Regions from separate parts of the Homo sapiens genome. Here all the other regions are linked to region 1. The links are chromatin loops, found by intact Hi-C in ENCODE. Cell type or tissue: HCT116. All regions are shown on one strand. Region 1 holds the start of SNHG20 (small nucleolar RNA host gene 20). Region 2 overlaps SEC14L1 (SEC14 like lipid binding 1). Region 3 has its middle 6.4 kb from the start of LACAT1. Region 4 overlaps SEC14L1 (SEC14 like lipid binding 1). Region 5 overlaps SEPTIN9 (septin 9). Region 6 overlaps LACAT1 (lung adenocarcinoma-associated transcript 1). Region 7 overlaps SEPTIN9 (septin 9).

What was found. Peaks named below come from ENCODE experiments on the same cell type or tissue, not always from the same donor. Only the 100,000 strongest peaks of a DNase experiment are listed, where the experiment ranks them.
Region 2: a loop joins it to region 1, with 4 times the contacts of the local background. A loop is called at or near these places in 63 of 110 quality-filtered maps.
Region 3: a loop joins it to region 1, with 13 times the contacts of the local background. A loop is called at or near these places in 108 of 110 quality-filtered maps.
Region 4: it touches region 1 in a loop (2.6-fold over the local background); 40 of 110 quality-filtered maps call a loop at or near these places.
Region 5: it touches region 1 in a loop (5-fold over the local background); 4 of 110 quality-filtered maps call a loop at or near these places.
Region 6: a loop joins it to region 1, with 4 times the contacts of the local background. A loop is called at or near these places in 108 of 110 quality-filtered maps.
Region 7: it touches region 1 in a loop (16-fold over the local background); 26 of 110 quality-filtered maps call a loop at or near these places.

The regions. Positions count from the first base shown.
Region 1 is chr17:77,084,704-77,088,703 of GRCh38, reverse strand. It overlaps SNHG20 (small nucleolar RNA host gene 20), which reads right to left and starts at 61. Exons shown (of 3, transcript NR_027058.1): 1 at 1-61. It also overlaps a transcript of SEC14L1 not described here. RefSeq lists enhancers at 1-189, 1-655. In HCT116, CTCF peaks have their summits at 1,830 and 2,031 (motif pointing left); DNase peaks (open chromatin) are centred at 43, 313 and 1,993; H3K4me3 peaks cover 941 bases; H3K27ac peaks cover 1,245 bases.
Region 2 is chr17:77,212,890-77,216,889 of GRCh38, reverse strand. It overlaps SEC14L1 (SEC14 like lipid binding 1), which reads right to left. Exons shown (of 17, transcript NM_001143998.2): 16 at 3,398-3,576; 17 at 1-2,972. The coding sequence ends at 2,867. Among named protein-coding and RNA genes, the nearest start is that of LACAT1, 39 kb to the left of the region's middle. In HCT116, CTCF peaks have their summits at 1,810 and 2,017 (motif pointing right); a DNase peak (open chromatin) is centred at 1,969.
Region 3 is chr17:77,245,408-77,249,407 of GRCh38, reverse strand. No RefSeq gene overlaps it. Among named protein-coding and RNA genes, the nearest start is that of LACAT1, 6.4 kb to the left of the region's middle. RefSeq lists an enhancer at 1,383-2,233 and a silencer at 2,119-2,294. In HCT116, a CTCF peak has its summit at 2,178 (motif pointing right); a DNase peak (open chromatin) is centred at 2,227; H3K4me3 peaks cover 825 bases.
Region 4 is chr17:77,195,956-77,199,955 of GRCh38, reverse strand. SEC14L1 (SEC14 like lipid binding 1) reads right to left here. Exons shown (of 17, transcript NM_001143998.2): 8 at 3,645-3,754. It also overlaps the pseudogene CYCSP40. Among named protein-coding and RNA genes, the nearest start is that of LACAT1, 56 kb to the left of the region's middle. In HCT116, no CTCF peak of the experiment used is centred here; no DNase peak of the experiment used is centred here.
Region 5 is chr17:77,471,940-77,475,939 of GRCh38, reverse strand. The region is part of intron 3 of SEPTIN9 (septin 9); the gene reads right to left. Among named protein-coding and RNA genes, the nearest start is that of MIR4316, 77 kb to the right of the region's middle. RefSeq lists enhancers at 79-919, 997-1,497, 1,498-1,998, 2,684-3,389, 3,384-3,513 and 3 more. In HCT116, no CTCF peak of the experiment used is centred here; a DNase peak (open chromatin) is centred at 1,879; H3K4me3 peaks cover 1,857 bases; H3K27ac peaks cover 2,781 bases.
Region 6 is chr17:77,254,593-77,258,592 of GRCh38, reverse strand. LACAT1 (lung adenocarcinoma-associated transcript 1) reads right to left here. Exons shown (of 3, transcript NR_188630.1): 2 at 827-931; 3 at 1-260. Among named protein-coding and RNA genes, the nearest start is that of LACAT1, 2.8 kb to the right of the region's middle. RefSeq lists enhancers at 1-362, 363-1,020, 3,268-4,000. In HCT116, a CTCF peak has its summit at 1,646 (motif pointing right); DNase peaks (open chromatin) are centred at 2,972 and 3,392; H3K4me3 peaks cover 1,443 bases; H3K27ac peaks cover 1,903 bases.
Region 7 is chr17:77,493,563-77,497,562 of GRCh38, reverse strand. It overlaps SEPTIN9 (septin 9), which reads right to left. Exons shown (of 12, transcript NM_001113491.2): 11 at 197-248. Among named protein-coding and RNA genes, the nearest start is that of MIR4316, 99 kb to the right of the region's middle. RefSeq lists enhancers at 39-586, 587-1,136. In HCT116, a CTCF peak has its summit at 2,434 (motif pointing right); a DNase peak (open chromatin) is centred at 2,452.

The DNA.
Region 1 (4,000 bases):
AAAGCACGTGTCTCCACTTACTTCCCACTCCCCTGGGCGGAAGTAGCTCCGTCAGCAACTTCCGGCCGGAAGTGATAACTTACCATAGAGATAGCAGCTAGAGAGTCGATGACTTTGGATCTGGGTCATCCAAGCCGGACTTAAAGGGGTCGCAGCCCGCGCGGTGTGATTAATGGGGACTAGAGCCTGGGCCAGAGGGGAGGGCCCTGGAGCGAGGGAATCAGAAGGAACATCCCATTTCTTGAAAGCCCGCTGGGTTCCTGGAGCCGTGAAAGCATTATCTCTCTACTCCTCATGCAACCCTCTGAATTAAGTGCAAAGACCACTCCTGTCTTGTAGATGAGAAGTGGGGCGCTCCGGAGATGCTTGGTTACTTTTCCAAGCACAGCCGGCCAGGAAGTGGCAGAGCTGGGTTCACACCTAAGTCATTTCTGCTCCAAACCCAATGCCCTTTCCACCACCCCAGGTGGCAGGAAGGAGAAAGCTCAAGAGCAGAGGGGCTACGTGAAGATGCAGGCCGTCCTGGCCTATTGGGATACCCCCTGAAAAGCCTATTGCTCCAAAAGACCTGGTAGATTCCCGACAGTTCACTGTCTGTGGGCACAGGAAGCAACGAACAGGAATCTTGCTCTGAGTCTAATCCCACAACCAAGGAAGAATTGCTGGACCTTGTCTCAGAGGCGTTTGAACCAGAGCAACTCCATCTTGAATAGGGGCTGGGTAAAATAAAGCTGAGACCTACTTGGATGCATTGCTAGGTCATACAGCTCATAAAGACCTTGCTGATCAAACAGGCTGCAGTAAAGAAGACGGCCAAAATCCTCCAAAACCAAGATGGCTATGAGAGTGACCTCTGGTTGCCCTCACTGGTACACGCCCACCAGCGCCATGACAGTTTACAAATGCCGTGGCAACGTCAGGAAGTTACCCTACATGGTCTAAAAAGGGGAGGCATGAATAATCCACCCCTTGTTTAACATATCACCAAGAAATAACCATTAAAAAAAAAAGGCCAGGTACACTTTGGGAGGCCGAGGCAGATGGATCACTTGATGTTGGGAGTTCGAAACCAGCCTGACCAACCTGGTGAAACTCCATCTCTACTAAAAATACAAAATTAGCCAGGTGTGGTGGCACACACTTGTAATCCCAGCTACTTGGGAGTCTGAGGCAGGAGAATCGCTTGAACCCAGGAGGCGGAGGGTGCAGTGAGCCAAGACTGCACCACTGAGGCCAGGCATGGTGGCTCGACCCTGTAATTCCAGCACTTTGGGAGGCCAAGGCGGGCAGATCACCTGTGGTCGGGAGTTTGAGACCAGCCTGACCGACATGGAGAAACCCCGTCTCTACTAAAATTACAAAAAATTAGCCAGGCGTGGTGGTGCATGCCTGTAATCCCAGCTACTTGGGAGGCTGAGGCAAGAGAATTGCTTGAACCAGGCAGGTGGAGGTTGCGGTGAGCCGAGATTGCGCCATTGCACTCTAGCCTGGGCAACAACAGAGAAACTCCGTCTCAAAAAATAAAATAAAATAAAATAAAATAAAGACCGTGCCACTGCACTCCAGCTTGGGTGACAGAGCGAGATTTTTATGACCGCACCTCCTTCACAATGTCTTTGAGTTGTCTCACTCACATTCAACAATACATACTGTTAGTTTTATTAACTTGGAAATATTTAACTTACATTTTTGTTTTGATGGAGGAGCTACAGTTCTGTTTTGTTTTACCATATTTCATGAGTTTACATAAGAATGAAAGGATATAATTGTATAATCAGCTTAACTGGAGTAAACAGGTTTGTAAACAACGCAAGTGGCTTCAGGCAGGCATTGGGCTCACCTGGTTGGAGCAGAAGCCGGGTGCCCCAGGAGGGGAGCCTCCAGGTTTCTTTTGTGTGGGTGATCCCCGTCAGTACCACTTGGAGTGGGAGAGGGACTTTTCTCAAAGGAAGCAGGGGTGAAGGCGTCCTGGACAGGCGAAAACTACAGGCGTCTACTACATGGCCCTACCTCTGCCCCCTGGTGGTGGCTCTTGGTGGCGCTGCTGACCACAGGTGATGTTAGAAACAAGCCAGCCGTGCACCTAGCAGGTCTTCTCCGGGGCTGCCTGTCTGACCTGCAGGATAGAGTCCACACGATTGCTTTCCCCCTCTTTTTCCATTTCTGCTTCATTAGGAAAAAACAAAACTCAACAAATCACCCTTACCTGTCCTGGCCCTGTTGATCTGACCGCCTTTCATCACCTTGGTGCCCACACAGACCCCTGCTCCAGCCATTCTGCCCAGCCCAGCTCCCAGACACTCCGCGCATCCGCACTCCAGCAGAGCACACCTGCCCTTTGAAGCCAGCTCTGGTCCCAGGTGACAGTTTCTTCTCACATGCTCTCCGGTGCCAATTGTTTGACATATCCTGTGTCCCCTGGGCTATTTGTTACACACCTTTCGATGAACACATCTGGTCTCTGTTGAGTGGGGCTGTTCTCTCTAAAGGCAGGGTGTTGTCAGCATCCTCAGCCTTATCGGGAAGATGAGGTCTGCAGCAGGAACCTTTGCCCCCACCTCCCCAGACGAGAGAGGATGAATCCCCCGGAGCTGGGAGGGCTGCAGGAAACAGAGATACACATCTCCTTCCTGGCCAGATGCTTGCTACATCACAGACCCTGCCAGCAGGTCCTGGCACTGCTGCCAGAGAGAATGTGGTGAGAGGCCAGGCATGATGGCTCATGCCTATAATCCCAGCACTTTGGGAGGCTGAGCAGGTGGATCACCTGAGGTCAGGAGTTCAAGACCAGTCTGGCCAACATGGTGAAACCCTGTTTCTACTAAAAATACAAAAATTAGCTGAGTGTGGCAGTGGGTGCCTGTAGTCCCAGCTACTCAGGAGGCTGAGGCAGGAGAATTGCTTGAACCCAGGAAGGGGAGGTTGCCGTGAGCAGAGATCGCACCATTGCACTCCAGCCTGGGTGACAAGAGCGAAACTCCATCTCAAAAAAAAAGAAAGAAAGAAAAGAAAAAGACAAAAAAGAAAGCATAGGGAAGCCGGGCATGGTGGCTCACACCTGTAATCCCAACACTTTGGGAGGCCGAGGCTGGTGGATCACTTGAGGTGAGGAGTTCAAGACCAGCCTGGCCAACACAGTGAAACCCCGTCTCTACTAAAAATACAAAAATTAGCCGAGTATGGCAGCAGGCGCCTGTAGTCCCAGCTACTCGGGAGGTTGAGGCAGGAGAATCACTTGAACCCAGGAGGCGGAGGTTGCAGTGAGCTGAGATTGTGCAACTGCACTCCAGCCTGGGTGACACAGAAAGACTCTGTCTCAAAAAATACATAAATAAATAGTTTTGTTACAATTTTGTATGCAGGGAGTCAGGGACACACTTATATAAACATTTTCTTTCTTTCTTTTTTTGGGTTTTTTTTTTTTTTTTTTTTTGAGAGAGAGTCTTGCTTTGTCACCCAGGCTGGAGTGCAATGGTGCGATCTTGACTCACTGCAACTTTCACCTCCTGGGTTCAAGCGATTCTCCTGCCTCAGCCTCCCGAGTAGCTAGGATTACAGGCATGCGCCACCACGCTTAGTTAATTTTTATATTTTTAGTAGAGATGGGGGTTTCACCAGGTTGGCCACGCTGGTCTTGAACTCCTTACCTTAAGTGATCCGCCTGCCTCAGCCTCCCAAAGTGCTGGGATTACAGGTGTGAGCCACCGCGCCCCGCTAAAAGTTTTCTTCGTTGATTTTGTGAAATTCAAATATAACCCGTGTTCTATATTTTATCTGGCAGCCCTAATTGCAAGGCAAAAGCCACAGTATCCCCCTGCACAGGGCTGAGAGGAAGCAGGTGGGGGCAGGAGAGGTGCCGGCAGTTTGCAGATGTGCAGAGCTAGTGGAAGACATTCCTCAAAGTCCCCATGGTTCAGGAACCCACTTTATTTATGTTTTACTTACTTTAATTTTTTTTTTTTTTGAGACGGTCTCACTCTATCGCTCAGGCTGGAGTACA
Region 2 (4,000 bases), 130 kb before region 1:
GTTTTAAAAGAGTGGCAAGGTACTAAAGGTAGAAACACGATGCAAACTGCATACTCAAACCATAGCTGCCCCAGAATTCCCTTACAAGGGGAGTGAGATTGGATTACTCGGGAGGAAACCCTGTAAGCATTTGTGCGGTCATGTGCTTTGAGCTCTTCAAGATGCACTACAGTCTTTGGGTATAAAAGAATGCCACTCCCGAATCAACTTAAAAAGAACAGATCTTCAGCCTGGGAGGGGGCAGGGGATGGCTGCAATTCAAACAGTTCTATAAACATCTCTGGGCACATGAGGACTGTTGAGTGAAGCATTTTCTTGGCAGCTGTCAGCAAAATCGCCATCTGAGACACAGAGAAAGAGAAAGAGAAAGCAGGGACCACCTTCAGGCCCTTGTGATTTGGGAACAGGAAGCACCAGGTGGAAGCAGCACAGACGCGCTACTAACCCTACCTACGAACCCTACCTACGAACCCTACCTACGAACCCTACCTACTAGCCCTACCTACTAGCCCTACCTACTAGCCCTACCTACTAGCCCTACCTACTAACCCTACCTACTAGCCCTACCTACTAGCCCTACCTACTAGCCCTACCTACGAACCCTACCTACTAACCCTACCTACGAACCCTACCTACGAACCCTACCTACGAACCCTACCTACGAACCCTACCTACTAGCCCTACCTACTAGCCCTACCTACTAACCCTACCTACTAGCCCTACCTACGAACCCTACCTACGAACCCTACCTACTAGCCCTACCTACTAACCCTACCTACGAACCCTACCTACTAGCCCTACCTACTAACCCTACCTACTAGCCCTACCTACTAGCCCTACCTACTAACCCTACCTACTAGCCCTACCTACGAACCCTACCTACGAACCCTACCTACTAGCCCTACCTACTAACCCTACCTACGAACCCTACCTAACCCTACCTACGAACCCTACCTACGAACCCTACCTACTAACCCTACCTACTAGCCCTACCTACGAACCCTACCTACGAACCCTACCTACGAACCCTACCTACTAACCCTACCTACTAGCCCTACCTACTAACCCTACCTACCAGCCCTACCTACGAACCCTACCTACGAACCCTACCTACTAGCCCTACCTACTAGCCCTACCTACTAACCCTACCTACTAGCCCTACCTACGAACCCTACCGCGCTTTCCGGAAGCAAAGGCTTCAGGTACCACTGAGGAGCTCGATCTCTAAGAGCAAACACAAATGTGGTCCAAAGGCAGGTGATCACAGCACAGGCCCTGGGACGTCTACAGTGTGCAGGCAGCCACTAGGGCTGACCCGACCGGGCAAGAGGGCTGCTCGGTCCCTCCCCCGCCCTCCTGATCCCTGCACGGGGCACACATGGCCTCCACACAGCTCTCCAGTCACGCAGCACCCACACAGTGCCTTCAGAGCGGAGCTGAGACGGCACAACCAGGATCTCCATGCCTACCACGCACACAGTTGACAGCCGCGTGGGGTTTGGCATGAAAAACACGGCCTCTGCTGCACACAGAAACACGTGTTGCATGTCCTTATCGTGGAGGCCATCCCCTATGCAACTTCTGGACAGATTCTCAAATAACCTGCTTTTCCCATAAAAAGCTGAAAAAATAAGGGCCTGTACCAGATAGAGCAGGCTTTAAAATCAGGAATTAAACAAAATGTAAAAGGCAAACAAATCCCATATTCTGATTTGCTTCTGTGAAGATTCCTTCATTACTCAAACTAAGTTTCCACTCACCCCGTCCCCCCAGCACCCCCACCGTCATGCACACATGCACACACACAGCACATGCACACACACACACGCATGAGTCCACAATTCCCATGTACAAAGAAGCAGGACTCCTACATGCCACACGCCACCCTGAAGTGGATGCGAGAGCTGCTGCTTAGCTACTAATAAAACCCCATGGACAGTGTCAAGTGGCAAATGCGACTTGCTGGTTCCAAGACGGCCTCCTAGTGGCTGGAACTGTCTGGGCTCTGAGGACAATGAGCCACCAGAGGGCACAGAGGAGATGGCCTACACTGGGCTGGGAGCTGACTGCAGGTGAGAGGGGCGACGCACGGAAGGAAACGGGAAGAACCCCCCCACCCAAGTTCACATACAGAAAAATCCTGCTCTAAAAAGTATCAAAAAGATTTGAAAAGGAGGAAAGAGAAAGTAATGTTTAACGATGGCAGCATTTTCCTGGAGTCACCAGGAGTCCCTGAGAGCCCCTCCTGAGCCCCCGGCCCCACTGCAGGACAGTGGGTGGTGTGGGTGTGTCTGGCCCTGGGACAAGGTACTCCGCAGGCAACCTCTGAATCCTCAGAGGATAAGGACCTCAAGGGCTGGCCCTAAGTCCACAGACCATCTTGACTGGCGGGAAGCATGGGGGCCGTGAGGCGGCGTGCGGGCCATGAGGCAGCTTGGGGGAAGCGAGCTGGCAGCTTCCGTCCCAGGTGAGGAGGGGCCATCTCTGGAGGATGTCACAGGAATTCATTCACTAATGGACAATGCGGAGTTCGTTGGAAAAATTTTTTGCATCAATATCTGAGACCACGTCAATCCTTTAATTGGTACAGAAACTACTTTTCTTTCAAGAGAGCCCTTGCGCTCTGGTTGGATTTTGTGCACAACGTATACAAAATCTATGGCTATTGAGTTAAGTTAGGATCAGAGTTAAAACTACCTGCCAAGGTAGTTTTGGGATCAAACGACTACGTTTACCATCTGAGAGCTATTTGCTATCTAGAGGTGAGAGGAGTCTGTACAATGTCGCCGCTGGGTGGGCGGGTGCAGCTGGCTGTCCGAGGAGGGGCGGCCGTCCCCTCTGCACACTAGGTGCAGGCAGCGCGGCACTACCTGGAGATCATGGAGCTGGAGTGGGACTGGCTGGAGGAGGTGGTGGCGGCACTCAGCTGGGAGAAGCCGCTGTGGCTGGACTCCAGGCTCGTCATGGAACCTCTGTAATGGCACAGGGAGGGGCGAGGCGTGAGGACCACCCTGCCAACCACCCGCCGGCCCACACTGCCTGCTGGACTTCGTGGCCCACCCTGTTCTCTGCTCACTTCTCATCCCCATCAGTGCTTGCAAACGGGGGATGGACATGAGTAACCCACCAGGGGGACCGGCTTCCCACAGCCTGCACGCAGACGGCAGTGTGAGCTAAAGCAAAGGCAGTCAGTCGGCTCTGTCTCCGACACTCTCCCTCTGCAGACAGGCAGGGAGTCACCGTGCCAACAAATGACCCCAAAGCCACTCCCTCCTGGCCCTCCAAGCATTCCTGACACCCGCCGCCACTGCTGATCCTGCACACGGCGTGGGACTGCAGGCTCCCTCCAACCATGCCCAGCTGTCCGCAGCACCTGCTGTGGCGAGGGTGGCCGCACCTGAAATCCTCCGAGCCGATCACCTCGGTGTAGTACATCACTTTACACTTGTGCGAAGAGACCTGCAGGGACGCAAGCACGTCGTCCACCCGGGGAAGGCTGCTGGCGGCGCACGCAGGCATGCTGTGGAATTTCCACTGCAGGATGTAGAAGCCCGGCCACCTGGTCACATGGGAACCCTAGAACAAGTAGGGCAGTGGCAGCTGAGGGCGACTCGCTTCCGACCCCTGGCCTACCACAGGCCTGACAAGCGCCAAGGGGACTGTCTTTAGGATTTCATGTAGCTACGGAAACTATCTCAATGGGATTCAGAACCTGCTATTTTGCTTCAGCAGCAGGTTTGACAATGTCCTTCCCTCTACTGAGTGTGGTCACTCCCGGGTGCTGGGAAGCCCGGAGGGACAAGCTCCATGTCCGTGGCCCTCACGAGGCCTGCCCAGCCCACCCCACCTACGGAGGCAGGAGCCTGGCAGGCTGGTGGCACCCATGCTGGAGGGAGGGCTCAGCACAGCTTCCCTGGACCTGGCCTCACTTTCTCTGACATGCTGCCAATCATCCAGCATGTTCGGGGCTGAAGGCACGTCACCCTAAAGTGAGCCGTCA
Region 3 (4,000 bases), 160 kb before region 1:
CAAGATGACAAGGTCTCATCTGTGTTTTGGGAAGACCCTTCCAACTGTTGGAGGAGGGCTGCTCCTAGATGCAGGGGGGCCAGGAGGGAGGGACCCAGTGGGCCATTTGGGAGAGGTGGACGCTGGACAGGGCAGGGGCGGCAGGCAGAGAAGAGGAGTCCACAGCTCCTGGGCGAAGATCGCCAGGATTTGAAGATGAGATCTGGAAACGACGGCCCGGGGACATCCAAGCTGAGCCTGGGCCAGTGGGTAAATAAGCGGTCATTCACTGAGTAGGGAACATGAAGGAACAGATGGAGATGCTTTGTGTTGCCTTTGGTGGGGACAGAGCAAAAATACAATGATGGCATTTCCATCTGGGAGATGGCGCATCAGGGGCCAGGAGGCACGTCTTAGCCGGGACATGGAGGTGACCTAATTGACATGTGGCTGTGGCTGCAATCGGGGATTTGGGAGAAACGCCACTGAGATGAATCAGAGGAGAAGGGCCAGAGACCAGGTCCTGGACGTGGGGATGTCCACATTTAAGGGGAAAACAGAAAAAGAAGGGTTGGGGAGAAGTCAAAGAGCCGGGAAGAAATCCAGGCGAGAACTGCACTCGTAACCAAGGGACAGAAGGTTTAGAGAGTGACATGCCAGGGAGAGCTGCAGCTCGCTGGGTTGGCAGAAGGGGCAGATGGTGAGTAGGGGGAGGTCATGGAGGAGGGATGAGGTGGAGGGGCAGGGAGTTCACGAGAGAGAGGAGGTGGACCTGGGAGAGGAGACAACTCCTTGGTTTTAGAGCAAAGAACCTTGAGTTAACATATTTACGCCAGGAGAGAGAATGTCTAGGCTTGAAGGGGGAGGTGAGGGCTGATGGCACAAGGCTTCCAGCAGAGGATGGACAGCTCGGCCTGGAATAGAGAGTGAGACACAGTTTCCACGGAGGTGGAGAAGGGGACACAGTCCCTCGTCTGTGATTAGATGCCAACGGAATCCAGGCACAAGGGAAAGAGGGGCAGCACCTGCCCTCTGGAGGCTTCCAGTCTAGCGGAAGCTGATGGGTGGGAGGCAGGTGCAGAAAGATGGGGATCAGGCCTGGGAAGCAGTGCAGGAGCCAGGAACACCCAGCCCTCTTCCTGTCCCTGGGGTGCCCAGCACCAGGGAGCATGAGTGGTGACCAGAGGTGCAGGTGGGTCCCCCCTGGTTAGTGGGAGAGTGGGGGAGGGCAGATGGAGTGGGGAGTCTTGAGTGACAAGCCAGCGCCCCTGGCACCCATCTCTGAGCATGGCAGACATGGTCCTGCCTCCACGGTGCTCCAGGTCCAGCTCAGCATCTTCCTTGGAGGGGCACCCCAGAGGGGCCCCCAGCCACATCCTGTAAAATATGGGCTTCTGATGACTCTCTGACCTGGCTCTTCCTCCATAGCTCTCAGCCCCCTTGGAAATCAATTTTAAAATGTGCACTTAAAGGTTTGGTTCACTACAAAGGGCAGGTGAACAAGACAGACACAAATGATCCTTGGGAGCCCACGTCAAGGGGTAGGAGGCAGACAAGTGAACAGACTGTGATGATCCAGCCCGCAGAGGGCCGGTAGGCCCACATATAGCAGGAGCGCCCACCCTCACATGGAGGGGGAGGGAGGGCTTCCTGGAGGAGGCGACATCTAATGCTACCCAAAGGGTAAGTAGCAGCTCATGAGTTAGGCAGGTGAAAAAATCTTCAGGCAGAGAGAACCACAGGTGACACAAGCCAGCATGCCTGGGTTCCAATCCCAGGCCCTCCCCACCCCGACCCCCGGCGGTGGGACTTCTCTGTGTCTCAGTTTCCCGCTCTTTAAGAGGGAGCCAGAACAGCACCAACTCCATAGGTCTGAGAGGACCACACACTTGGAAGACGGCCCTGCGCCTAGTGTGGCCGCCACTCTGAGAGCGCCCGTCACCATCGCCCGGAGGAGGAGGGAGGTCGCTGTCGCCAAGAGCCCGAGGACCAGAGCCGGCGGTCAGACCCTTCTCCACGCCCTCCAGGCTCTCGGCCTCGGTCCTCAGAGGGCAACGGCAGTGGGCCCTTCCTCCCAGAACTGCTAAAACATCGCCCTGCGGAAAGGGCCCCTCGCAGCCCAAGACGCCGGGGAAGCGCTGGAGGCGCCGAAGACTCGGTCGGGGGTCTCGGGCGCAGCCCCAGGACCTGCGGAACCCGGCCCGGTGCGCAGACGCGCACACTCCAGCAGGTGGCGCTGCCTCCCCTGGAACGAGTCGGCTCCCGCAGGCGGCGCCCGGGGCGGGAGGGAGGCAAAGGGAGGGACCGGAGAGCAGGGCGCCTCCCTCTGCCCCGCCGGCCCAGGCGTCCGATGCGGCCCCTGCGAGCCCCCTCCCCGGGAGTTCTCATTGCCTCCCCCTGCCCCCGCTCCCGGCCGCTCCGATGCCTGTGGCAACCGGGATCCCGCGCCCGCCTCACCTGGGTGCGGGGGTGCAGGGTGACCTTTCACGCCGGGCCAACGCCAGTACCCCCTTCTCAGCACACCTGGGTCCCCGAGCGGGCCAGGTGGTTCCGTGGGGGCGGCCGCCACCGGCACACCTGGGCTGGATCCCCGCACACCTGGGTCCGCCCGTGTCGGGCTCGGGTACAAGTCCTGGCCGTGACACCTGGACCCCTCCACAGCCCTGCGGCTCCTCACTTCCCCCCTGCAGGGGTGGTTAGAGGAGCCACTCTAATAAGATCTAATAAGATCCCTGCAGGGCTGGTTAGAGGAGCCACTCTAACGCACCTGGAAGGTAACCGGCCATTCACAGGAATAGGACACCTGTCCCCTTCGTGCTAAAGGACGTTGGGGACAAGCAGGCCCCATCCAAAACATGGGGAAAGTGACCACTGTCATCCCAGGGAAGAGGTAAGAGGGAGCACAGGACTTGGTAGGGGCAGCTGTCACGGGGATGAGATGGAGAAGAGTCATGGGACCACCTATAGCCCTGTGTCCCCAGAGCCACATGCCACAAACACACATACAAACATATACACATGTGCATAGGGACACACATTCACATGCTCATATGCACACATTCATACACACATATATGAACACACATGCATAGACATACATGCAAACACACGCTCATATGCACACATTCATATACACATATAAACACACATGCACATACACGCACATACACACACGCTCAATGCACACATTCATATGCACATATAAACACATGCACACATACATGCACACACATACATATACAATGCTCATATGCACACATATACACATATAAACACATACACACACGCTCATATGCACACATTCATATACACATAAACACATGCACAGACACACGCACATACACGCTCAATGCACACATTCATATGCACATATAAACACACATGCACACACATACATATACAATGCTCATATGCACACATACACATATAAACACACATGCACACACATACACCTGCTTATATGCACACGTTCATATACATGTATATAGACATGCACAGACATGCTCATGCACACATATACACATATGTACACATACACACGTGGACACATACGCACTTGCATAGACATACACATGCTCATATGCACACATACACGTAAACACGCACACACACATACGCATGCTCATATGCACACATTCATACACACATGTACACATACATGCACATACACATGGGCATACAGACACAGACACATGCTCATATGCACACATCCATACACACATATGTACACATACATGCACATACACGTGGACACATACATGCACACATATACACATACACATGTGTGCACACAATGTGTACACAGATATACACATATATATTTACACATGCTCATACACATACTGACATACATACTCATATAAACATATGCACACACACACACACACCAGGCCAAAGGCTGGTCTCGGCCACAGGGAAGCCCACAGCTGCTCCCTGGGGCTCTGTGGAGGAGAGCGAGGGGTCTAGGTCTGGGCGGGCTGTGCGTGCCGCCGTGTCCTGCCAAAATGACTTGAAACCCTTC
Region 4 (4,000 bases), 110 kb before region 1:
CTCAAGCAATCCTCCTGCCTTGGCCTCCCAAAGTGTTGGGATTATAGGCATGAGCCACCATGTCTGGCCTGAAACTCCCACTTCTAATCAACAGTGAGCTGCACTATTATACTATTAAAAATGAGGTGGTACCAGAAACATCTCCCTTACTACTCTAGAGAAAATCAGCATTATCAGTTTGAATAATCTTTATAGTATTTCATTTTCGTTTCCGCAAAGTAGAGCAAAGGCATAAATAATTCCCTAAACATCAAATGCTTCAACTCTATGAACGGATCTATGAATGACTATGATCCTTGCACTTTTCTGTATACATACTGCATTTAAATAAAAAGTTAGAATAAAGAGAGAGCAGGACACCTGGCTTCTGAATGGAAACCTTCGTAGTGCCAGAGACAAAAGAGAATTAAACATGGATGATGTTGAGAAAGGCAAGATTTTTGTTCCAAAGGGTGCCGCCCAGTGCCACACCATGGAAAAGGGAAGCAAGCACAAGACTGGGCCACATCTCCACCGTCTCTCCGGGCAGACGACAGGTCAGGCTGCTGGATTCTCTTATACACAGATGCCAATAAGAACAAAAGCATCACCTGGAGTGAGGACACACTGATGGGGTATTTGGAGAATCCCTGGAACAAAAATGGTCTTCACTGGCGGGGTGTGGTGGCTCAGGCCTGTAATCCCAGCACTTTGGGAGGCCAAGGCAGGTGGATTGCTTGAGGTCAGGAGTTCAAGACCAGACTGAGCAGCATGGAGAAACCCTGTCTCTACCAAAAATACAAAATTAGTCGGGCGTGGTGGTGCACGCCTGTAGTCCCAGCTACTTGGGAGGCTGATGCAGGAGAATCACTTGAACCTGGAGGCAGAGGGTGCAGTGAGCCAAGATCGCGCCACTGCACTTCAGCCTGGGCAACAAGAGCGAAACTCCATCTCAAAAAAAAAAAAAAAAAGAAAGAAGACGGCAAGGGCAGACTTGAAAGTTTATCTCAAAAAACCTTCTAATGAGTAATAATTGGTCACTGTCTTATTACAAAACAGAAATGTCATGACTTTTTAATGCATATCATAATTTAACAGATCTCATGGCCGGGCGCGGTGGCTCACGCCTGTAATCCCAGCACTCTGGGAGGCCGAGGCGGGTGGATCATGAGGTCAGGAGATCGAGACCATCCTGGCTAACACAGTGAAACCCCATCTCTACTAAAAATACAAAAATTATCTGGGCGTGGTGGCGGGTGCCTGAGTCCCAGCTACTGGGGAGGCTGAAGCAGAAGAATGGCGTGAACCCAGGAGGCGGATCTTGCAGTGAGCCGAGATCGCGCCACTGCACTCCAGCCTGGGCGACAGGGCGAGACTCCGTCTCAAAAAAAAAAAAAAAAGAGATCTCATACACCAGAATTCAGATCATGAACCATCATCAGAATAGTTTGGTTGGGCAATCCTGATTTAACTAAGGCTGGCTTGTGGTTAAAGGACTATGTTCGGTTTTCTGAATTTTAATAATTCTGATTCAGTAACGCTACACTGCTTTCCCCTTCTAAAGATGTGACTGGACTTCGCTAGTAATGTTCAACTTTCACAAAGATCGTAAATGCCATCTTAAAGCCTATTGGAGATTGGTTTTATATTTGGGTTTACATAACTGGCCATATGACTCTATTTAAATACTGAGGAAATCCCTTCACTGTCTCAGAACCAAGCAAGACTCACCTGTATTTTGTATTTATTTGCCTCTTAAAGGCAAAGGCTGAAGATAAGGCAGCAATATCTACTTTATATTTTTGGCCTTAACTATGCCAATCTAATTAGAATTTCCTGTATCTAAAATGGTTCCCTTTATTTATTAAAAGGCATTTTAGTGTAGTTTATGTGTAATATCAAATAAGGAATATTTAACACTTCTCACATTTTATAGACAATCTATAAGGTCAGATGCTTTTAAAAGTCAGTATGACAAGAAATAGTAGCAAGTTAAACTTTACTTTTGAATTCTTTACTACTTAAGTCAGACTAAGTTATAATTTAGCATTGTCTTTAAAAAGTCATTCGAGGTTGGGCCCAGTGGCTCACGCCTGTAATCCCAGCCCTTTGGGAGGCTAAGGCAGGCGGATCACTTGAGGTCAGGAGTTTGAGACCAGCCTGGCCAACATGGTGGAACCCTGTTCTCTACTAAAAATACAAAAATTAGCCAGCAATGGTGGCAGAGCTAACCCCAGCTCTCAGGAGGCTGAGGCAGGAGAATAGCCTGAACCTGGGAGACAGAGATTGTAGTGACCCAAGACTGCACCAGCCTGGGTGACGGAGCAAGACTCTGTATACATATATAAAAAAAAAAAAATTCAAAAACATAAAACTGTAGAACTACCATGTGTCTACGTGACTGGCAATGGTGCTTTTGCCAACTCATTAGAAAGATTAAAGTAGAGAAGATATACACAAAGTTAAAAATTATGAGTGATCATAAGACTTAAGATAATTAAAAACAAAAACTACAGATTAAAGAAAAAGAATACAAAAAAAGCATGTTGGGTTTTCATGATGTGGCAGTATTGCTGACTAACACGCAGGAATCTTCTCCAGGTTCCATTACTGTCAATCAACAGGTTGGCCTCCCTGAATAAAGAACAAGGCCAAGGCCGTGTTCCGAGTGTCACGTGGACCAAGTGTCTTCCTCCGTGGCCATGTGTTTACCAACTCAAGAGGCTGGTCCGTCAGAACAAGAAGGGGGTGGGAACATGAGCTATTCATGACCCCAACTCCTGCGAAATAACTCAAAAGCATGTGGCCTACTGACGTGGCATCATCTTCACTCAGAAAGGACCACAGTTACGTGGAAGTGGTTAAGAATGTAGGTTCTGGAACAAAATGGCCTGGGTTCAAATCCTGACCCCACCACTCGCTGGCTGTGAGACCTCAGGCAGGTTACTTCACTGCTCTGTGCCTCAGTTTCCTCACGTGTAAAACCAGTGAGAAAAACAGCAGCAGAGAGAGCTGCCGGAAGGATGGAATAAAGACCTGAAAACAGTGTCTAATACATGGTAAGAAGACAACAAACGGTGGCCATCATCACTGCAGTGGTTTTCTTGATGACTGGTATTCAACAGCACTCAGTTATTTGGTTTCTAGTAAGCAGGCTGACAGAATTAGAGATCAGGCCAAATACATGCAATGCCTAGTTTCCCTTTACTAAATAATGCCAATAACTCGCTAGACACATACCAGGCTCTGCTCACTACATAAGGCTTACCATAAAAATTTACACCTTTATGAGGCTAAAATTTCACCAAAAACCTGAAAATTAAAGCTCAAACATTTCTAATCTCTGATAAATCTCTGAACTCTTTTTACACCTTCTGAAAATTTGAATGTGTGAATACTTGGAACACATGTTGCTTTGTGACGTGACACTGTTTGTAGCCAGACCTTGCTCTGTAAAGTCTAGAAAAATGCAGTTAGTCATGCATTATCACTTGCTATAAACGACTTAGATTCCACAGAGACATAAATTCAATGACTTCTAAACTGGAAGAAACATTCCCAGCCGTGGAAGTTGGGAATATCACTCTTGGTGACTATGACAGAAAGAGATTCCATGATTTCACGTAGCTCTGGCCCTGCACACTGGGTGTGGTGCTGACACTCACTTTGCCCTTGTGGGTCTCCTGGAGCCACTGGCGAAGTCTAATGAGGCAGCTCTCCTGCAGCGGAGTCAAATCGCCCAGGTATCTCTTGATGTAGTCGGCATCTAGTTTGTCTGGAATGTAAGTGACATTTATTTACAACAAAGAACACTGGAGCTTTAGGCTCCCAAAGTCTTTGTGCTCAGTGGAGTTAACGTGTGGTCCTAGAGTCCTAGAGGCACATGAAACCGCAGAGATGGCAGATGTAAACCAGATTCCTTAGAGGACTTGAGGGATAGGCTCTGAGATCAAATCACTGACTAAACCACAGGTACACTTTCTGACTCAATTATCTTTCCCTGATTACCACTGAGTTACCT
Region 5 (4,000 bases), 390 kb before region 1:
CAGAGCACGGACCGAAATGGCCACATCCCCACACACCTTGTCTGTCACTGCCAATGGTGGCCAAGCAGAATGCAAGGTCATCCTCCTCCTGCCCACGGAGGCCTGTGAAGCCACTGACCAGGCCACGGCAGGGGAGCCGGTGGCACTCACCACACCCTGTCAGCCTTCCAGGCCCGTGTCCAGGAGAAAGCTGCCGGCATCTACAGCTGGTGCCCTTGCCCCGGCGAAGACTTCCTTGCCTCCATCCACCCCGGCCCAGCGTGGGCCCAGCAGTCTCCTTACTTTGCCTCGTAACAATGCACACTGGAGCAGCCTCCAGCTGCCCTCCCTCTGCAGGCTCCCCTGAATCCAGACCCTGGGGCCAGCACCCCTGCGGCAGCCCTACGGCCACCTGCAGGCCTTCCCAGAAACTTGAGCCCATGGGGGCACTTCAGGTCCTATAAACTAACAGATGCTCCCTGTCCCCCACAAAGGGGCTTCTTAAAGCTGAGTGAGTCCCTGATGCAGGCAATGCTAGGAGGACAGTGTCCGGCCAGGGCTGCTCCCTCCTCCTCTCCTATCTCCCTGGGTGCCTGCAAAGTCCTTCAGATCCCTGCTGAATCCTGGGGAAGCCCTGCCTCGCAACCAGGGCTTGCCCTCCCCGCTCCCACACAGAGCCTGCTCTCTGCGTCCAGACAGTCTCCCCACGATGGTAACTGAATAATGATGTGTGCGGTTTCCTCTCACCACAACCCCCCCACACAGGGTTTGTGAAGCCAGACACCTCATCCATCACGCTCACCCCAGCCCGGCTTTCTTCAGAGCAGCGTAGGGCTCACGGCAAGCCCCGGCAAAAAGTCTGGTGAATGAATGAACAAATGAAGAAACAAAGCTCATCACAGCAGCCGAGGTTTACTGGGGGCTCTCTGTGCCAGGCGTTACTCTAATTTTTTTTTTTAGAGAGTGGGTCTCACTAATGTTGGTCAGGCTGGTTTCAAACTCCTGGCCTCAAGCGATCCTCCCACCTTGGCCTCCCAAAGTGCTGGGATTATAGACATAAGCCACTGCACCGAGCCCCAGGTGTTACTCTAAACGCTGCTCAGGAGCTATTATAACTGATGGATCATCACACAATCCTATAAGGTAGCCACTGTTATTGTCCCATTTCACAGATAAGGAAACCGAGACCGAGAGGGCTTTTGTCAATTATGAGGGTCGCAAAGCGAGTAAGCGGTAGAGCCAGGATTTGAAGCCAGGTAGGTGAGCCCCAGGCTGCTGACCCCCTCCCCAGGCCAGGTCTTCGGGAACCATGGAAAGGCTGGAGAAGTATGGGGTTCCTGCAGCCAGGACCCAGAAGGTGCAGCTGCGGTGCAGGCAGCTCAGCACTGAGGCCTTGGCCTCCAGCTCCTCCCTCAGTTGCTCTCCCCCAGGGAGCTGGAGGCAGAGCCCTGAACTGCCAGGAGAAGATTCTACCCGCCAGCCAGGGAAAGTTGCCAGGGCTCTTCCCAGGGCTTAGAGCCACCCCAGGCCTATCAAAGCACATTAGCATCTTAGTTTCCATAACTTCCCTTGCAAGAAAGATGATGGTACCAGCTACTGGGCCGGGCTGGGGGTCCCAGATTCCAGGGGCCCTCTCAGGCCTGCCTATGGCTCTCCCAGGACACAGATGCTTACTTGAGAAACCCTAGTGCACCAGGGGTCCCACAGCCAAAATAAAGAGGCAGAGCTGCCCTGGGGCCCCTGCCAAAGCTCCCAGGTAGATCTACCCAGCAGACACCAAAATGTCCATCCCTCATCTGAAAACTCCACCTCCAGGAGGCCGCCCCAGGTTGGGCTGACAAAATCCACAGAGACCTCAATGATGACTTCTCACTTCAGGTATGAGTGAGTGGGTGGAGGGAGAAGCTATTGTTAACTATTAACAGTTCAGGAAATGCAGGTAAAGGAAAGAGAATGGTAAGGCGACAGGGCTGGAAACTAGACACACGTGCAGAGGTGAGCAGACCTCAGAGAAAGAACTGCTCTGGAACAAGATGGTAAAGAAACTATAGACAATAATGGTAGACGATGATCCTGGGGTCCTAGTGGACCAGGACCATAACATTGATTCATTTGACAAGTATTTATTGAGTGTCTACTTCACAGTAACAAAAAGATGACACTACAGGCTTGAGAGTAGTCAGAATGAAAACAGTGGTGGCACATGGGAATTTGAAGTTCATTTATTTAAATGTTTATTAGCCGAGACTTCCGGACAGATTTGAAGCAGTCTTTAACATGTAAGGAATTCACAATCTGATACAGTAGTACAGGACATGTGTGTGCCACAAACCTCTGGTGAAAAGTAAAGACTCTCCCTAGAAAAGTATACATTGAAGACAGACAGACAGACACACACGTATTTTGAACGGTTCATCAAAGAATCCCTAGGCCCGTGGATCCCAGTTAAAAAAATAACTTGGCACTCTGGGAGGCCGAGGCGGGAGGATCGTTTGAGCCCAGGAGTTCAAGACCAGCCTGGGCAACGTAGCGAGACCCCATCCCTATAAAATGAAATAAAATAAAATGAGAATTAAAAAAAACAAACAAACTTGGTGTGATGAGAACTTACAGAATTTAATAGGGTTATCTCAGCATTACCTGCAGCACTCTCTAAACTTTTGACCACACACACAAAGTTCTGGGTTCTACAGCTAGAGAAGAGGGAGAGCAGGTTAAAAACAATTATTCAAGGTGGAAGATGAGTCTGAGAAACAAAGAGGTAAGAGGAGAAGACTGAGGCCAGCTGCTCTCCATCCCTGAGCTCCGGCAGGAGGAAGCTCTCAAGTGAGAACAAGTTGCTGTTTGCGGAGTGGACTCCAGAGCGGGTGGACAGAGACGATAAGGAATGTCATCCCTGGGGGGCTCTGAAAACAGGATATTTTCCCATCTCAACTCTGCTTTTCACTGCATTGTGTTCCTACTGACCTACCCAAGCTACTACAAACACTCCATAAATGTCACTGGGGACTTCCTGTTCTCTTCTAAAGATGGAAACACTGAATATAAATGACCAAATTGTGCAAATGTGTGTGGGTGGGGGATCAAGGACTGAATTTTTAAAATGCACACAGCTCATCTAATTTGTTAACTAACTCCAAATCAAATTACACTTCACACTTTGTATGGGACAGGAAGCGTCTCCTCAAAGCCTGGTTAGGACCTGGGATGCCGGAAATCTGAGACTCTGCCTTCCCCTCCTGAGACACTCTGAAACCCTGCTTAGAAATCGAGCACAATGGCTCTGGCCTCCCAGAGAAAGACACGGATTTGCAAAGGCAAAGAGCTGCATTTTTCTCCGAGCTGGAGCTCTTTCCGGTTTCCACTATGGGGCTTAAACAAAACTGCAGCTTTACAGTTCCCCTGTTGGTGTTTTCTCCTTCTTGGTGACTAACAAGGTGGAAGAGCCAACAAGAACCCTGTGTGCTCCTTTGCAGGACCTGGAAGGGACAGGTGGTGTGAGTCTGTCTCCATCCAGCCTCCTCTTTCATTCATTCAGGGGCCGAGGCGCCCCCGAGGCAGGGGGCGGGGGTCCCCACTTTTACTGCCGGCCAAGGTTCCTCCAGCTTTTCCCTCGCCAAACCCTTTCAAGCAAACCTCTCCTCTATTGTGGAGGAAGGAATCTCAAGCAGTTTTGCCTTTCTGCCAGCACGGTTTCAATTGGCCCCAGTCGGTAAAGTCAAATTTGGACAAGGTCCAAGGGCTCCTCACACCACCCGCCGCTTTCTGGAAGAGGCCCTCCTCTGTTCTTTCATTTGCAACCCACCACCTCCCTAGCCTGAGTTTTTTCACCCAGGCTCCGCGGCCTATTGAGACATCAATCTTGGGCCAGAGCAAGCTCTGACCTGCAAACCATCACCATTCACTTCCTAAAGAGCCACTCTCAGAACTTAGGCTGCAGGGAGGGCAGGCCAAGGATGAATCCTCTGACTTCTGGTGCGGTGTGTGGTGGGGGGGGCTATTTTATATTCTGTTTTCTGCT
Region 6 (4,000 bases), 170 kb before region 1:
GGCGCCTGTGGGAGGGGCCCCAGGATTGGGTCCTAGTCTCTCCAGTGTGGACACAGAGCCACGAGGCAGAAAGTACCACGAGATTGTGACCATGTTTGTTTCAGCAGACCCGGCCAGGATGGACAGTGATCAGGGCCCACTCTGAAAGGCCTGGGACCTTTGCACAACCACGGTGGTGGTGACAGCTGTTGGGGGGAGTTGGGAGCAGGAACCCTAAATGACAGATGGTTTCCTGTCCACTCAGCAGGCTGAGGGTCCACCTGGAAGATACCAAGGCGATGGGGCTTGGTGCCGTCCTGAGTTTGCAGGCCGAGGCTCACGCTGCTCTGCCAACACTCACATACAGTATCCGCGTAAGCCAAAGAAACCCCCCGAACTTGGGACAGGCAGCTCCTTGCTGTGGGCCACACACGGGCTCGGGAAGGACCAGTGACTCAGGGGCTTTCATTGTTTCAGATCAAAGGCTGAGTGTGGCCAAGTGAAGGAGAAAGCCCCTGTGCGGGCACCTGCAGAGGCGTCCACCCTGCCCAGGGGCCTCTGGGGACGCAGCGCCCACCCTGCCCAGGGGCCTCTGGGGACGCAGCGACCCACTGACCAGTGAGCGCAGATGAGCGACTGCACCTCTCTGCTTCAGCTCTTCATGGCCAGATGGGAGGACAATCCCCACCTTGCAAGGTGGCGTTAAGGACTGAGAAAGAACGAGCACCAGGCCTGGCCCCATGAGCACTGCTGGGTCTGGATCCAGGCGCCGTCCACCTTCCACCCGGCAGCACTAATGCTTCCCTCCCCGGCTGCACTGGCCCTTATCTGGGGGTCAGGAACTCACGTGCTGAATAAAGAGCAACTCTTTTCCAGACAGGAACGTTGGGTGTAGCAGGGACAGGCACTGGGGCTGAAGTTGCTTTTCCAAGGAGACGGTTTGGAGTGGTGCCTTCCAGAAAGGAGCATGGTAAGGTGAAGGAAAGGAAGCTGGAGAGGGTGAGGAGGGGCTGTTTCAGGAAATGAAGCTGAGGGGAAGTGGCTCAGGATGTGGAGGTGGAGGAGGTGATAGAATGGAGGAGGTGATGGGAATGGAGGAGATGATGAGGATGGAGGTGATGGGGATGGAGGAGGTGGGGAGATGATGGGATGGAGGAGGTGACAGGAGGTGATGGAGATGGGGAGGAGGTGATGGAGATGAAGGAGGTGGGGAGGTGATGGGAATGGAGGAGGTGATAGAATGAAGGCGATGATGGGAATGGAGGAGGTGATGAGGATGGAGGAGGTGATGGGGATGGGGGAGGTGATAAAATGGAGGAGATGATGGGAATGGAGGAGGTGATGGGGATGAAGGAGATGGGGAGGTGATGAGGATGGAGGAAGTGATGGGGATGAAGGAGGTGAGGATGGAGGAAGTAATGGGGATGGAGGAGGTGATGGGGATGAAGGAAGTGGGGAGGTGATGGGGATGGAGGAGGTGATGGGGATGGATTCCATTCTGGCCTTCCCTCATACCCTATGGGCCTCCTTCATCACTTTGGTTAACAACTTAGGCAGTTCCCAAAGCTGTTCATCTAGCTTCAGCAAATGAACCATCTCATCTTGGCCAATCCAGGCTTGCTGTCCCATATTAAAATAACCAAACCAGTCTAAGTCAAAACTTCCGTCTCACATCTGATGGCAAGCTGCAGGGGGCAGTAGTAGGGATCAGCCCTTCTACCTCCTTGCTCCCCTCCACCCTCATACATGCCTCCTCTCTCCCATCCCCTGCAAAGGACATCCTCCAGGGCACCCCTCCCCCAGGCAGCCCCACCCACCCCAGCTGCTGGTCCTTGTGGTTCAGTGCCATCCAGGCAGCGAGCCCTTCATGAGCCTCCCACCTGAACCTACCCTCCTGGTGTTGCATGGCAACTTCGAGCACCCTTCCCTGGGAAACGCTGGAAATGTGGAGGGTGACCTGCCCAGGCAGCTCCAGCCACCCTTCAGAAGGCTCCAGGGGCAGGGCTGCTGCCTCTCTGCACCCAGCCCCAGCCGAGGTGGCCAAGCCCTCCCAAGAAAGCTCCCCACTTCTGCCTGGGGCCAGGACTCGAGTTCAGAAAACCACCAGCAGAGGCTCCTTTGCCAGGGGTGCTCGGGGGGCCCCCTATCCTGGCTTGAGTCCCTTCACAGTCCCATCTCTATTCCTCAAAACTTGCCTCCAGCAAGCCCCTCTGATATGAGCCCTCGTTTGCAAGTGGCTTTGGCTCTGGGCTTTATGCTGCAGATTCACTGACACCTCATCACAGTTCCTCTAGCACCCATTTCACAGATGAGGAAACAGAAGCACAGAGAGCTTAAGTCCCCTGCTTGAGGTCTCACAGCTTCTCTGCAGGGGAGCCCAAATTCAGTTCCTGGCAGCAGCATGCTTCCCGGTCTGTGCCCGTAACCCCACTGCAGCTCTCTGCTGGGACCGTATGCCACCTTTTGAGATGTCCAACATTGACACGTCAGGCACCCTGTCTGCACTGAGCAGACACGTCGGGCACCCTGTCTGCACTGAGCAGGCACGTCGGGCACCCTGTCTGCACTGAGCAGGCACGTCGGGCACCCTGTCTGCACTGAGCAGGCACGTCGGGCACCCTGTCTGCACTGAGCAGGCACGTCGGGCACCCTGTCTGCACTGAGTAGGCACGTCGGGCACCGTGTCTGCACTGAGTAGGCACGTCGGGCACCGTGTCTGCACTGAGTAGGCACGTCGGGCACCCTGTCTGCACTGAGTAGGCACATGGGCATTCTCTGCTTTCCAGCTTCATCCAAAATCCCAGGCATCTGGGAAAGTCCCTGGTCACAGGGAGCCCAGCGATTCCTGGTGTGGGAGGGTAAGGGAATAGAGGAGTGGTTCTTCTCCACCCTGCCTCTGCCCTGAAAGACTTATTCACTGGCAACGTCCCCTAGAAAGAGGCCTCTGAGCTCCTAACCACAGGGTGCAGGACCCAGTAGCTCATGTCTGTGCCTCGTGCCGGGTGGCACGCTGACCCGGCTGCAACCAGCCAGTGGTGACTCAGGCCTCGGAAATGACAGGCTTCCGTGGAGACAGAGGGCGCCGGGGTCGGGGAGGCAGCCCACGAGGAGCTTAAACCCCCACTGGGGGAGGGAGAGCAGGACAGAGCTGGATGGCAACATGAGAGGCCGGGGGTGTGAGTGAGGCCTCTGCCCACAGGTGACCCGGGTCACACCTTCCAGGAGCCACAGACAGGCCCCAGCAGGAGGAGCTGGGGGACACACACAGGCCCCAGCAGCAGAGGTGGAGTGGTTGCAGGACAGGCCTGGAGGGCAGGGGAGGGGCTGAGCCTCCGCAGTGGGCAAGAAGATCGGCCTCACAGCGCTGACGGTCAGGAGGCCCAGTCTGCCGCCCCATGCTGTGTGCCTATGAGGCCCCACGGGCCTCAGCTTCCTATTCTGTGACAGGGAGCAGCCCCCTCACCTGGCCAGGTGCCAACTGAGAGAGAGCTTGGCCCTGGGCAGGGCCACCTTCCTGTGTGCTGAATCGTCACCTGGAGGCAAGACCGGAAAGTGTTCTCACTGTATTGCATTCCTGGGCCCGAGGAGCTCTTTCACAGGGCTGAGCCGTGGATGAAGTGCTTATGAATTGGCACAAAGAGGGGGCCGGGTCTGATTCATCTGTGTGCCCCATCCGCACCCCATACAGGATCGGGCACAGAAAGACATTTCCCATGGTTACAGGAGGAAATAGAGTAGGATGGGGAAGAACTGGCCTCTGAGGTCCCTCTTTCTTCCCACCCTATCCCCCAAAAGTTGCCTTCCTGGACCCCCCTGCCCCCGTGTCCCCCACATAGGTGTTTACACGCTGATCAGTGGTGGAGATTCCAGGCAACAAGGAGCTGGGAGGCTGAACAGGTACTGGAAGCCAGTGGCCAATGCCCCTGGAACAGAGCCCTGTGGCCGAGCTGCGAGCTCTGTTAGGTCTCCAGCTTATGGCTCCCATGAAGGGCCTTGCCCTCCTGCCAGGGGCAGTATAACA
Region 7 (4,000 bases), 410 kb before region 1:
ACTGCCTGCTTCATTTCCCAGTGGGTTTTCTTTTTCAGAAGATGGGCTTCCAAGATCTTCCCGAGGGCAGGGCAGGCAGGTGGCAGGGGGCACCCACTCTGCCCAGGGCTTCGGCCCCACACCCACTGCCCCCACCCGCTGTAGGGCCCTCTTAGGGGTGAAGCCGTCAGCCCCACCCAAGCACCCTGTCTCTCACCTGATGAGAAGGTCCCGCAGGTAGGCAAACTCACAGTGTGTGGTGTTTTCAACTAGGAGAGGAGACAGGAGGGGCTTTAATGTCCCAGTGGAGAAACTCTGCCCGGACCCCACCTCTCTCCCCCTGCCCAGAAATGCTGGTGCCAAAAGCAGAGTCTGAGGGCAGCCCCATGGGCAGGAGGGCAGGGGAACCACCTGCTCTGCAGCTGAGTATAGGACACCTGGCACTGCCCTCAGTCTGGGGGATACTGGAGTGACCAGCACCAGCTCCTGCTCCTGGACAGCTCAGCTCCTGCTCTCCAGAAAGTTCCTGGCTAATGGGAGATGGCACAGTGACCAGGCCAAATAGGAGCATGGAAGGAAGCCACAGTGGAGAAGCCAGGGCAGTGGGCCCCCGCACCACTGGGGTGACCAGGGAGAGCAGGACGTCCCAGCAGGGGCCTGAAGACAGGCAGGGGGCTGGGCTGCTGGGAATGGGATGAAGCAGGAATCGGAGCTGGGATTTTAAAGAAAACCTGTGGCCCACAGGGTGTTACCCCCACGGCCCCATCCACCTTGTGTGCGCTCAGAGCACACACACACAGGGACACACACAGGGGCTACGTACTGTGGACGACCATTCACAAGCTCAAGAATCAGCAATGCTAAACATTGCTCAGGGACATGTGCACTTCACACAATACATACAAGCCCAAGCTCGGGACAGTGGCCACTTCTCAGGGAGACTGGGCAGGAGACCACGGGCACCCACAAGTGCCCTCGGGCTCGAGCTGGTGGCCATCTCAGAGTGGTCATTTTATTGCTGTGCTTCGTAACTCCTATATGAACACGCGGTGCCTGGCATGTGTAACTGTTATATAACAGAAGGCCTTTTAACAAGGAGGGCAGTGAACGGCATCACTGGAGGTGGGGAGCCGGGCAGGGAAGGCAAATAAAGACACCCGGTGCCCTCCCATGTGATGAACTTCGTCTTCACACACCTGCAAGTGTCTCTTGTGATTCCTTTGTTATCCCCATTATCTTACGAAAATGGGGCGTAGACGCTGGGCACCACGGCTCACGTCTGCAATCCCAGCACTTTGGGAGGCTGAGGTGGGTGGATCACGAGGTCAGGAGTTCGAGACCAGCCTGGCCAACATGATGAAATCTCGTCTCTGTTAAAAATACAAAAATTAGCCAGGCCTGGTACCAGGCGCCTGTAATCCCAGCTACTCAGGAGGCTGAGGCAGGAGAATCACTGGAACCCAGGAGGTGGAGGTTGTGGTGAGCCAAGATCACGCCACGGCACTCCAGCCTGGGCAAAAGAGTGAAACTTCGTCTCAAAAAAAAAAAAAAAGAAAAAGAAAAAGAAAAGAAAAGAAAATGAGGCATAGAGAACGCAAGAACTGTGTCTGTCTCAGCTCCACAGTGCATAAGGCTGGAGCGGGATGCAGAACCCATACACCTGGCTCCAGGCTGCCCCATCGCAGAGCCACATGGCTTTTCCCCAAGTTAAAAATGTCTAGTTTTTACTTGGTAGGCCAGCAGGCAGGGCCGGGGCCTCCACCTTGCCCAGCCCTCAAGTGCTCTCAGTGCTATGCCGGTTGCCTTTGCCTAGGCCCTCCTGCCACGGCCCTGTGTAGGGCGGTGTCCACACTAGAACCTCCTGCAGACTGACCAGCAGCACTCTCATCTAACACTGACGGGCAGCGAGAGCCGGCAGGAAGAATGGGGCTCTCAGGCTGGAGTTGGAGTGTGTGATCGCCACTCCCTGGCTCGGGCAAGTTACTCTCATTCCCTCAGTTTCCTCATCCATAAAATGTGGATAATAACGTCACCCGCCTCTCAGGGACATGAGGATTAAATGAGTTCATGGCGTGATCAATTACACCCCACATTTCTATTGACAATACTTGGGGTGGTTTCTAAGGATGGGAAAGATACCTCAAGATGCTGTTCACCAAGTGGGAGGCAAGAACAAGGCACAGCCCTTACTAGTCCGGGTGTCAGGTCAGCTATGAACTCATGGGGCCCCTGATATAAAAACCCAGCAGTGCTGAAGGCACATTTCCAGGGTCCTCATATAAGACTGCTGGAAAGTGGGCCCCACCACCTCACAACTGTCCTGACAGGTTCCAGACTCTTCCTCAGCTGGAGCCAGTGGTGCTCAACAACGCACAGGTCAGAGAGGTGCGGGGACCTCTCTCTTGTGCATTTCCTGACAGTTTCTGTCACCGGCCACCTGCGGTACTCAAGGTTGGCCACCAGGGTGCAGCAGAGGCACGCCCATAGCAAAGCCGCCGGCCCGTCCCAGGCCCATCCATCCCTAACTCTCCCAAACCTGCCTTTCATAAAAAGTTTCCTAAACAGCAAGAACTCTTTGGGCAGAGAGGAAGAGAGGAACTGCAGGCAGAGGGGCCAAGGGGAGGCAAGCCAGCCTGACACCACAGGCGGATACTGGAAAACACCCAGGCTGCACCCAGCTGGGCAGCTCCCGCAGGGTGGGCCCGGCAGGGGTGGTGGTAGGGGAGGAGTGCAGACAGGGGAAAGGCCCGTGTGCCTCTCCACACCCTCCTCCAGGCATGAACTCCCATCTCGAGGGAGTCTGGTGCAGGGCTGGAGCTGTAGATTCTAGAGCCGCCTCCCGTTCTGGGTCCCTTGGCAGGTTTTCTGCTCACAGCACCTCTTCAACTCTGCAAGGAGGGTGGGTGCGGGGAGCTTCGGACATGAAACGAGATAACCCATGTCTAGCCAGTGGCACAGGAGTGTCTGATGCCTCCTGGTAATTGTCATTATGACCATTTTTTTAGAGCAACAGCTTCCCAAAAAGCTCTGTGGTCTTTGGGACAGTCTCTCAACTCACTAAAATCTTGGCACACTGCACCCACTTTGTGGATGATGAAAACTGAGGCCCTGGAAGATTAAGAGACTTGTGCTTCCTGCTCTACTGGGCCTTTCAGCCAAGTGCTCTCCCAGAACAAAGTGGCTTTTCCTGCTGCATTTCCCTCTGCACCTTCCCCTCTTCCATTCTAATGAGAAATGAAGGGACAGAGAGAGGAAGGGGAAGGAAACGTTCGGGCCCATCCCTCCCGGGGTGTCACCGCCAGGAGTGGGTTGAACTGTGGCCCCCCAGGGGCTCCCATCCATTCAAAGACATGGTCAAGGTCCAGGCCTTGGAACCCATGATTGTGACCTTACTTGGAAAACGTCTTTCTTTATAGATTCATTAAGGATCTCCAAATGGGATCATCCACTTAGGGTAGGCCCTAAGTCCAAAGACAGGCATCCTTGTCCAAAGACAAGAAGGAAAGAGGGCAGGCTCGGTGGCTCATTCCTGTAATCCCAGCACTTTGGGAGGCCAAGCAAGGTGGGCAGATCACCTGAGGTCAGGAGTTTAAGACCAGCCTGGCCAACATGGCGAAATCCTGTCTCTACTAAAAATACAAAAATTAAGTCAGGTGGGTGGTACGTGACTGTAATCCCAGATACTCGGGAGGCTGAGGCAGGAGAATTACTTGAACCCAGGAGGCAGAGGTTGCAGTGAGCTGAGATTGCAACACTGCACTCCAGCCTGGGTGACAGAACGAGACTCCGTCTCAAACAAAAAAAAAAAAAAAAAAAAAGGAAGAGGAGGGACGGGACAGAGACACAGGGAAGAAGGCCCTGTGACAATGGGGCAGAGATTAGAGCATGTGATGCCTTTACAATACAACTAGGAATGCCAGGCGCCACCAGAAGGAGGAAGGCATGGATGAGGCTGGTCCTCAGGGCCTCAGAAGGAAACAGCCCCTGATTTCGGACCTCTGGCCTCTGGAACTGTGAAAAT